2 separate regions of the Homo sapiens genome follow, and region 1 is linked to region 2. The links are chromatin contacts, found by Hi-C in ENCODE. All regions are on one chromosome and are shown on one strand. Each heading gives the region's core, a stretch centred on a gene start or an enhancer-like site at or near the end of the contact. The rest is flanking DNA. Distances are from core to core; before and after follow the strand shown.

Evidence for each region. A loop is a pair of places that touch in the nucleus more often than their neighbours do. Pooled maps may share reads with other maps.
Region 1: a map of ascending aorta shows a loop between it and region 2 (2.4-fold over the local background). The contact joins two enhancer-like sites. A Hi-C loop is called at or near these places in 6 of 168 maps with a recorded cell type or tissue (Right ventricle myocardium inferior, aorta, ascending aorta and 2 more) and 3 of 50 pooled maps.

The regions. Positions count from the first base shown.
Region 1 is chr1:33,758,713-33,764,074 of GRCh38, reverse strand. The region is part of intron 13 of CSMD2 (CUB and Sushi multiple domains 2); the gene reads left to right. Among named protein-coding and RNA genes, the nearest start is that of HMGB4, 100 kb to the left of the region's middle. Within about 2 kb of position 1,859, at least 3 of the 41 ENCODE cell types and tissues checked have a DNase peak (open chromatin) inside an H3K27ac peak, as active enhancers do; they include ascending aorta, where a contact is called at or near this core.
Region 2 is chr1:33,983,293-33,988,048 of GRCh38, reverse strand. All of the region lies in intron 3 of CSMD2 (CUB and Sushi multiple domains 2), which reads left to right. Among named protein-coding and RNA genes, the nearest start is that of CSMD2-AS1, 120 kb to the right of the region's middle. Within about 2 kb of position 1,493, at least 3 of the 41 ENCODE cell types and tissues checked have a DNase peak (open chromatin) inside an H3K27ac peak, as active enhancers do; they include ascending aorta, where a contact is called at or near this core.

The DNA of each region.
Region 1 (5,362 bases), core at 610-3,109, 220 kb after region 2:
ATTGACTCATGTCCTCACCCAAGGGAATAGGGTGTATCCCGGCAAAGTATATCCTTGACCCATCCAAAGGCTTCAGTCTCCAAAAAGAGACTTCAGTCTCACAGCAGAGACTAGAGAGGAAACCATGAACCAGAATAGAAGCCCAGTCCTTGGACTGGGGCATACATATTGAAGAAGGGTTAGCAGGAGAGGGAGATCCTAAAACTGAGTGGGCCTATATGTATGCTGGGCTTCTCACAAGCCCACCAGTTACTGGCTCTGTGCAGCCACACACATCTCACCCCAACAGTTTGTAGGACTAGAACTTCCCAAAGTACCATCATGCTTAGCTGGGCTTGGCTTAGAATCTGGCTGTAAGAACCAAGCCCGTGGGATCCAGCTCTTCAGTGTACCTGGCCAGGGTGAAATCAGGCAGACTGAAGGGATGGCTCACGAAGGAGGCTCCCAGCATTTCCTATCAGGATGTCCAAGGAATTAGTCAACACTTTCCCTGCCAGGCCAGTGTGAGTCACATACATCACTTGTTTCCTTTATGCCTAAACAGTCAGGTACTTTATAGGAGAAGGAAGTGTCTTTGGTGGCCCTGCGTGGTCTAAAGTAGACCCAAACCCAGCTAACCATTAGAATCACTCATAGGCCTTTTAAAATACAAAATTCTTGGCCTTGTCCCCCAAAATTCCAATTCAGTAGGTCCAAAATGGGGCCTAGGAATTGTAGTTCTAAAAAACTCCTAGATGATCTAGACATTAGGTCATATTTCTGAACAACTAGTATGGAACACATACTGTATGCCAGTTGCTTGGGGAAAGTTTTGTGTCAGTTCTGTGAGGTTTGGTCCCTTGAATTTGTCTCTTGAATTCCTTTCTTGAATTCCTCTGGGCTAATGGGAAGGCTTGAGCTCTTGGATTACATCATGCCAAGAGACTTTTTTCCTAGCTAATACTTGTGTCATGCCAAGATACATGGGGTTGTGATACATGTGGTGATACGTTGTGTTCATATGCTGTTGCTATTAAGTTGGCCAGGCTGAGCTGCCATAACTCAGTTATTAGGATGATTGTAGTCTCCCAGGGTCCGTGGGATGTTGACCTCCATGTTGGTATCCCATCAAGGAGTGAGATGCATGGTCCAGTACTCCCACATTACAACTTGATGTTTTTCATTTAATTTAAATGCAGCAAAATGTGGAAGGGAGTGGGTACTATGTACTGGCCATTACACTCAGCACCGGGCAAGTGATGAAGATGATTCAAACATGGTTCTTGCCCTCCAAGAGCTCATAGTCTAGTGAGTAAGATAAGCATGTGCTTTTATTTTAAAGCAGTCTCTGAATTATTGCACATAGATGTGGTCACAAAGTGCTACCAGAATGTAGAGGAAGAAAAATTCATTCCAACTGGCAGATTTTCAGAAGTCTTCTTGGAAGATTGTAGCACAGGCAAAAATTTCAGTCCAATCCAACCCAGGAATCTGTCCAAAACCAAACTGTGAACACAGTTTAATCCAAGGCCCAGTTCAAAGGCCTTATTCCAGCTAAGAGTCCTGGTCCAAGGTATATTAGGACCACAGCTACCTGCGTGGAAGAGGAACTGGGAAAACTGGTCAAGCTTTAGGAGTCTAATCCTGGGCTGTGACCTCTACTTATAGGGGAATGAGGTATCTCTGTCATTCTCATTTCAGCTTTCACCTTTGGGATCAAGCCAACAGGCTCTGTTTTCTCTGTAAAATATCCAAAGTTGTGTGTATGCATTCTCCACTGTGCTCTGCCATGCCTGACTCAGAGAGCTGTGGAGGCCAACAGAGTTTCCCCAGCCAGGGTCTGTTTTCACAGCTGCTGGCTCAAAAGCTGGAGCTTGAAGTTCTATCAATACCCCAACCCTGTTCTTTGAGCCTCTTGGTGAATTTGTCATCTTACTTGAACATATGTGCATTACTATCAGCCCTCAGTGATGTGGGTGTCCTCAGACTCTGTGGTCCTCGGGGAAGGCACTACATACCTTTTCTAGGGCTTGGCTTTCTAAGAGGGCCTTGGGTTACCCCCTCTTGTGTTGATTGGCCCTTCCTCTAGGCCTTATGTACAAGAGCAATCTTTTGGGTGACTCAGGGGAGGTGGGTTCAGAGAAAAGGCTCCTGGCCCTAGGCTACCTGATCAACTCTCATCTTGCTCTGGGACTTAGATCAGACTCCCCCATGGTCTTGCAGGGAGCTCCCCCAGGCTACCTGTAAACTCCCTTGGATTATCGTGTTTCCCCTGGAAGAAAATCCAAATGTACTTCCTTGTGTCATGGAGAACAATCAGCATGTATTGTTTTCCAGTCTTCAGTGGGTGGTGGTCTGAGGCATGAATGGACCATGGCAGTTCTAGACTCCTTGAGTGAGGATGCTCTGACGAACAGGCTTAGAATGCATGATGGAGCTCTCTAACAGAGCTCAGGGGCTCAAGTGAAGAGGACAGGCCCTGAGTGCCTCAAAGACCCAGGGACCTGGGCCTACAGTCCTGAGAACATCCCCTGAGTTGTTGAAGATGTGATCCACACCCTTCCTTGAATTCCTCTGGGCTAATGGGAAGGCTTGAGCTCTTGGATTACATCATGCCAAGATACTTTTTTCCTAGCTAATACCTGTGTCTGGCTGACCAGATTAATAAGAGCAGCTGAAGCTAACCTTAGCTGGGCATAGAGACCATCTGGGATCTGCCCATGTAGGAAGAATAGGACGCTACGAGTATCACTCATAGGATCCTGGGGGCTGGGTGCAGGCAGCTGTGGGATCTCACAGGAGAGAAGCACTTTTGAGTAGCCTTTGCTTGGGACATGGAAAGACTGGGTCATCAGGACTTCCATCTGTTCCCCAACATGTCACAGTTCCTCAGAATCTCACAGTGAGACTCAAGACTGACAGAATATCCAACACTCAAGTGAAGGGCTGTTCAGTACCAGGTACCCCCATGCAGCTGACAGTGCCTCTCCTTTCTAAGGTTATCTGCCCACAGATCTGCTCACAGAAGGTGCCTCACCAGGTCACAGTTGGCAGTCGAGCAGTCAGTCATTCCTGCAAATGGGGAGTTTTGTCAGAATCTTCTGGACTTGGAGTTACCTGTTCATTCCTTGAGGAGAGGAGGGACTGAGGATCAAAGAGCAAACCTTTTGGCCTGGGGTCTTGCTGGATTGAGGGTGTGGTAAGGGAGAAGTGGGGAGACACCACTTTTGCTGCCTTAGTAGGCTGATTAAGACTAGGAGATACACCAAGCAGAAGCATGCGTGGAGACAGCCATCAGCAGCAGAGTGGGGATGTCCCTCTTGTTTCAAATTCAGCCAAAATTGAATGTATACCTTCCCTGAGCCCAGCACAGTGCTGTGTTCCATGCCTTCACAAACTTCATTGCGTTGAGTCTTCACAACAAAGCTGTAATTTAGAAGTTATTAATCCCATTTTTATATATGAGGGGAAAGACTCAATGATGTAAAGTACCTGCCCTCTTCCTTCCTCCCAAATGCGTACAGCTAATAAGTGAAAAATACATGCAAACCCCCAATTTTTAGAAGGATTCATATTTGCTCCAACTTTGGCATGGTGGCTTGGTCTGGCTACGTATATTTTCCAAAGAACTTATGGTCTGTTTTCAAGGTAAAAGCTGAGCCCCAAGAGTGTGGACTCAGCTACTTCCCAGTAGCATAGGGCAGGAGGCCTTTTTTGTGCTTTGTTCCATAAGGTATCAGAATCTTTCCTGTGAGCTGGGGATATGAGTTCCTCAGCCAGCCACTGAGGAATGCATGAAAATCCCAGTGCAGAGCCTGGCCTTGGGAAAGACCTCTAAACATCTCAATGAAGAGGGCCTAAAGGCCGGGGTAAGCACCTGGAATGGTTTGGTGGGGACAATGCATTATTCCAGAGGTGTGGCAAGAATCAGTCATGGCCACAGGGTAATTCCAGGCAGTGGGTAATTTCCAAAGGTTATGCTGATGAACAGTCATGTAATTTATACCAAGAACCTAGCCAACCTCTATGGGATACAGGTAACAGGGTCCAGCCATAGAGGGCAAGAACTTAGCAATCATCAGACCCCTACCAATGAGCTTCAGTTTAGGATTCCAGTTCCAGAGGGGATTGAGTTGTGAATGAGGAACTTGAAGCAAAAGCTAGTTTCATGAATAGCTGCTACCATGAGTAGGGTGACAATATATCCCTATTTGCTTGGGACAATCCCAGTTTACATCTTTTGTTCTAGGTAATTATCCATAGTGCCATCTTTCATTCTCAAAACCAGTTTGGGCAATATGTTACGTGGGTACCCTAACATGCCAAAGACCTCATGCCAAGAAAGGAATTGGGCCTCAGTGATTGATTTGAATGCCATGCCAAGAGGGATCTGAGTCAGAGGTCTATGAGGCTATATATAGTGGTTTATCTTTTTTTTCTTACTTGTCACTGACTTGAAACTCAAGCTCTGGGCTGGGCACAGTCGCTCATGCCTGTAATCCCAGCACTTTGGGAGGCCAAGGCAGGCAGATCACGAGGTCAGGAGATCGAGACCATCCTGGCTAACACCGTGAAACCCCATCTCTACTAAAAATACAAAAAATTAGCCGGGCATGGTGGCGGGCGCCTGTAGTCCCAGGTACTCAGGAGGCTGAGGCAGGAGAATGGCGTGAACCCGGGAGGCAGAGCTTGCAGTGAGCAGAGATTGCGCCACTGCACTCTAGCCTGGGTGACAGAGAGAAACTCTGTCTCAAAAAAAAAAAAAAAAAAAGAAAAAAAAAGAAAAGAAACTCAAGCTCTGTATGATTAACCCCTTCCTACCTCTCTCCCCCTCATCCCATGCCGCTCTTCCATCAAAACTCTTGCCTACCTCAATGCCTTTCCACTTACAGTTCACCATGTTGGAGTGTCCCTCACAAGACTGGCTCCATCTCATCATTCCTTAACTGTCACATTCCCAGAGAGACCATCTCTAACCACCTTATCCAGAAGAGCGATGTCACTTTTTATTTCCTTCATACCCTTTTTTATAAGTGTATTAGTCAACTTTTGCTGTGGCATCAACAGCCCGAAACTCTCAATGACTTGAAACAATAAATATTTATTTATTACTCATATCTCAAGAGGGTTGTAAGTCAGCTGCAGCTCTGCAGGGCTCTCCTGGGCTCCACATAACATCTCGTTCTGGGACACAGGCTGAAGGACCACGTTGTGCCTAGAGCATGTTGTTCTCATGCCAGAAGGCAGAAGCTTCAGGGAACAGAGCCAAACTACTCAAGTACATTTATAGCCTCTGCTTGGAAATGCCTACGTCATGTCCACTCACAATTCCGTGGGCTAAAGTAAATTGCAAGACTAAGCCCAAAGTCAATGGGGATAGGGA
Region 2 (4,756 bases), core at 244-2,743:
TGCACTTGGTACATGAAGTGTTTGCTCTGCAGACAGGAGAGCTCCATGAATGGCTAAAGCTACTGGATTTGGGGGAGTGAGGAATGGGAGACAAGGAGAGTTTATCCTAGGAGACTGTTGCAATAGGTCGGGTGAGATATGATGCAGGTGTGAATTAAAGCAGTGGAGATGTGGGGGCTGGGAGAAAGAATGTTGGATGATCCAGGTTTCTAACTTGAACACAGGGGCATGGTGGTGCTACTGATTTTAGGGGACACAGGAGGAAGAGCAGGTCTGGAATAGGTGAGTGCATGGGTAAAGTGATGAAGAGTCTGTTTGGAGGCACGGCAAGGGTGAGGTGCTCCTGGTAGAAATGTCTAGGACTTAATTTCACTTGAAGGTCTGAAGCTCATGAAGGAGATCTGGGTGGGAGGTCAAGCCTTGCAATTTATCCACAGAGGAATTATAATTGACAGCAGAGATGGAAGAGATGCTCCTGGGAGGTATCTAAACAAATACTTGCTCTGTGTCAGACTTTTGCCTGGCGTGCTACTAAATGTTTAATATACTGGTTAGGACATTGAGTTCTGATGCCCAACTCCCTGGGTTAAAACTTTAGCAGTAGCACTTGCGAGCAGGGTGACCTTGGGCAAGTCAACTCAACTCTATATTCCTCTGCTAAATGTTGATAGTAATAAATTTACCTTCTGGGGTATTATGCGGATTAAATTATCTGGTATGTGTATAGCACATAGAATAGTGTAATACCATGTGATTGGTAAATGTTAGTTGATCCTAATATCCTTTAACATACCTATAGCATAGGGGGTATCATTACTTGTTTTATAGATAAGGGAATTGTCCAAGGTTATGGAATTAGGTAGTGGAAGAACAAGGACTTGAATGCAGGCCTGTGTGTCTCCAGAGTCTACCATTCAAGGCTGTCTTCTACTGGGGGATAAAGGTCTGTGCATTCATTGGCTACTTGATGAACTTAGCCCCTCTGGGCAGAGGGGTTCCAATGCCTGGCTAAGCCCCCATCCCTGCTGTGCCATCGGCCATGGCTAGTATCTTCTACCTGCAACCTGGAGCCAGCAGACCCTGCAGCCCCTCCTGCAAGCCTTACACACACACACGAGAAGGATGCTGCCTTTCTCACCTCCTCCAGATGCTTGCACCTACTGTGCCACATTGCAATCAGGGGCTGCATGTCCGTGCCTTGGTCCCAGAACAGAGGAGGAAAGGAGCCCTGGAGTCCATGCTGACAGAGGTCTGTTTACCTTCATGCCCAGTGCCCTGAGTTACGCTCCAGGTGTCCCATTTGGAGAAGAGAAGCTAGTCAGGAGCCCTGTCTGAGAGACTGTGGCAGCTTGGGGTTGAAGCCAGGAGAGCAGACTTGGAAGGACTTTAAGCTATTAGCAAATACAGCACAGACAGAGGCCAGAAGTTCTGAGAGGAACTGGGATTAGGGAACAGTCTGAGTCATGGCCTGGCAGGGAAGCATGAAGGCAGCCAGCTCTGGGGAGGGCACTGAGAACAAGCAGGCCCAGGCTGGATGCCTGGCTCTACCTACTCGCTCTGTCACAAGATTTCATGCTTCTCTGAGCCTCAGTTTCTTCAGCTGTAAAATGGGCATGGCAAGGATACATCCCTTCTAGGGGCAATGTGAGGACTCCTTGCTATGCCAAGGATGTTACGTGTTAGCTTCCCTTCCCTTCCCCTGCCTACCCAAGGAGGGAGGATTTCCTGCAGAAGGCAAGCTTTCAGCAGCGCTGGAGAGGTACAGAAAGACATGGATTGAGAGAGTAGAGGTAGGAGGGTGTTGCTGCAAGGGCCTGAGCCTTGTATCCCCAGAAGCCGGAGCTGAGTGGAAAGCTTCAAGGTGAAGGGATTATTGGGCATAAATATGTAAAGAGGAAAGGAACTGGCTGCTGTCATTCTAGTAATCCTGGCTGCTGCCAGCTCTGCGGCAGGCATTGGGCTGGACTGGGGTGGTGCCAAGGTGAATGAGGTGCCACCTCTGCCCTCAAGGAGCTCCCTGGGTTGGGGCAGTCAGACTTATTAATGGAGCATCTCCATCCAGGGTGCTAACTGATGCTCAGGGGTTGGACAAGGGAAACAGCTCAGAGCAGAGAGTGACTGCTCCTTCCACCAGAACATGAGTCGCTGTGCCCTGGCAGCCTGCGAGTGGACTGAGGCCCCATGCATTCCTCTAAGGGTGGGGCGATCAAAGAGATTCCAGGCCTCCGCTCTATAGACTGGAGGCTTGAAAGGGAGCACAGGTTTGTACCAGCAGGACTAAGCTTGGCAGTGCACCAAGGACCTTGACCTCCAGCCAGGGAAAACAAAGGCACAAGATCTACTGGGGAGCAGGGACTTTCACATACATTATCCTACTTAACCTCCTTAAAGTATTGAGTGTCCCTTTTTTATCCAAAGCCAAGAGAGGTTAAACAACTTACCTAGAGACACACAGTGAGCAAGTGGCAGCACCAGGATTCACACTCGGGTACGTTTCGACTCCACTGGCTTGATCTTTCCTACAAGCACCCTCCAAGCCAGCCCCATGCCTTCCCAACAGATGGACCACTTCCACCTCTCTGCCAAGCCCTGCAGACGTGGCTACGTCCTGCCTTCCTCCAGAGGAGCCTGGGCAGCCTCAGGGCCTGGCCCACCGCAGTCCCTCCTGTCCTCCCCAGCTGCCAAACCACTAATTAGTGTGCCTGGCATTGTTCCTCACAGTTTCCCTCTCACTCTCGCCTCCCCTAGAAAGCCTAGCTCCCAGCTAAATTTAGCTGTGACTACTTCCCAGGGAGGGGTGGGGTGGATGGGGAAGGAAGGCTAAGTCCTGAGTTTTGAGTCTCCATAGTGAAAGGGAGACAGCCCAGGGCTCCATCCCTCCAGGACAGCTTCCCCTCCATCGACCTGCTGGTGAAGCCTTGAAGCTGTGGCATTGCGTTACTGCACACACTTGGCTTGAATATGATGGATTCTGAGGTCCATGTACGATAGCAATGGGAACCGTTAACGCCACACGTCTGCCTTCATCAAAGCTGCCTTGTTTTCTTTGAGAGGTTTTATAATAAGCAATCATTACCCATTTGTGCAATACTTTTATATTAACATCACCTCTTTTATACACTGGGGTTCTGGGGTTCTGTGTGAGATTTCCTTCCTTCCTTCCTGCCTGCCTGCCTGCCTGCCTGCCTTCCTTCCTTCCTTCCTTCCTTCCTCCTTCCCTCCTTCCCTCCCTCCCTTCTCCCTTTCCCTTTCCTTTCCTTTTTCTTTTGACAGGGTCTCACTCTGTCACCCAAGCTTGAATGCAGTGGAAAAATCTCAGCTCACTGCAGCCTTCAACTTCTGGACCCAAGGGATCCTCTCACCTCAACCTCCCGAGTAGTTGGGACTAAAGATGCATGCCACCGTATCTGGGTAATGTTTTTACTTTTTGTAAAGACAGAGTCTCGCTATGTTGCCCAGGCTGGTCTGGAACTCCTGCAATCCTTCTTCCTCCACCTCCCAAAGCGCAGGCGTGAGCCACTGCACCCAGACCAAGATTTCTTTTGGGAGGGATTTGTTTTCTTAAAAAGCAAGTTTGGAAACCAGAGCTTCACACTTGAGTGTCTTGCTGCTTTGAGTGTGATCTGAGAAGCAGCTGCATGGGCACCCCCTGAGAGCTTGTTAGAAATGCAGAACTCAGCCCCCACCCCACACCGAGTGAAATAGAACCTGTTGCACTTTCAAGATCCACAAGTGATCTCTACACTGTTGAAGAAGCACTGCCTTAGTCTAAATCAGGATCACTGAGGAGCTTGTCAAAATGCAGATTCCCTGGCTTCCTCCATGAGATTCTGACTCAGGAGTAAGGGAAGGCCCAAGCTATGTCCATTTTGTCCTTTTTTTTTTTTGGTGGGGGGAGACAGAGTCTCGCTCTGTCACCCAGGCTGGAGTGCAGTGGCGCGATCTCGGCTCCCTGCAAGCTCCGCCTCCAGGGTTCACGCCATTCTCCTGCCTCAGCCTCCCGAGTAGCTGGGACTACAGGCATGCGCCACCACGCCTAGCTAATTTTTTGTATTTTTAGTAGAGACAGGGTTTCACCATGTTGGTCAGGCTGGTCTTTAACTCCTGACCTTAGGTGATCCACCTGCCTTGGCCTCCCTTGGTGCTGGGATTCCAGGCATGAGCCACTGCACCCGGCCTATGTCCATTTTTCATAACACCCCTGGTTATGGTGCAAGTCTTTCGTCTGCCCTGAGATGTTAATGTTCACTCTCGGCTAACAGCTTCAGGGAGGCAGGCTGCCCAATACATGCACAGAAACAAGCTTCCTCAAAACGTCTTTCTCTCCTTTACAGAGATCCTGTCCTCTGATGTCCCTGACCTCAGAGGTAGTAGGATGGGTGATGGGCTGGGGAGAAAGCATGCCTGTGACCTGCAGCTTCACAAGTTCTCACTTTAGCCTTGACCACCGAGACATCCTTCTGCTACAGGGAGAGATAGACTAAGACAGCAGACGTTCTGTGAGAACCAGGTCTGTCCCCAAGAAGAGGAAGTCTTGCAGATTACAGACCAGATCTGCAAATATTCCTGCAGACTCTTTGAAATTACTTTCTACATAACCAGTCTCCAAGGATTTGATGTCAGTTCTTTCCTCCCTTCTTGCCCGCTAGAACTTCCCACAGGGAAAAATGTTCCCAAGTAGAGAGATGCCCCAAGATAGGTGGCAAGGAGGGGAGAGGCAGGTGATTAGACCTGCTGCATTGCCCACATCCTTGAG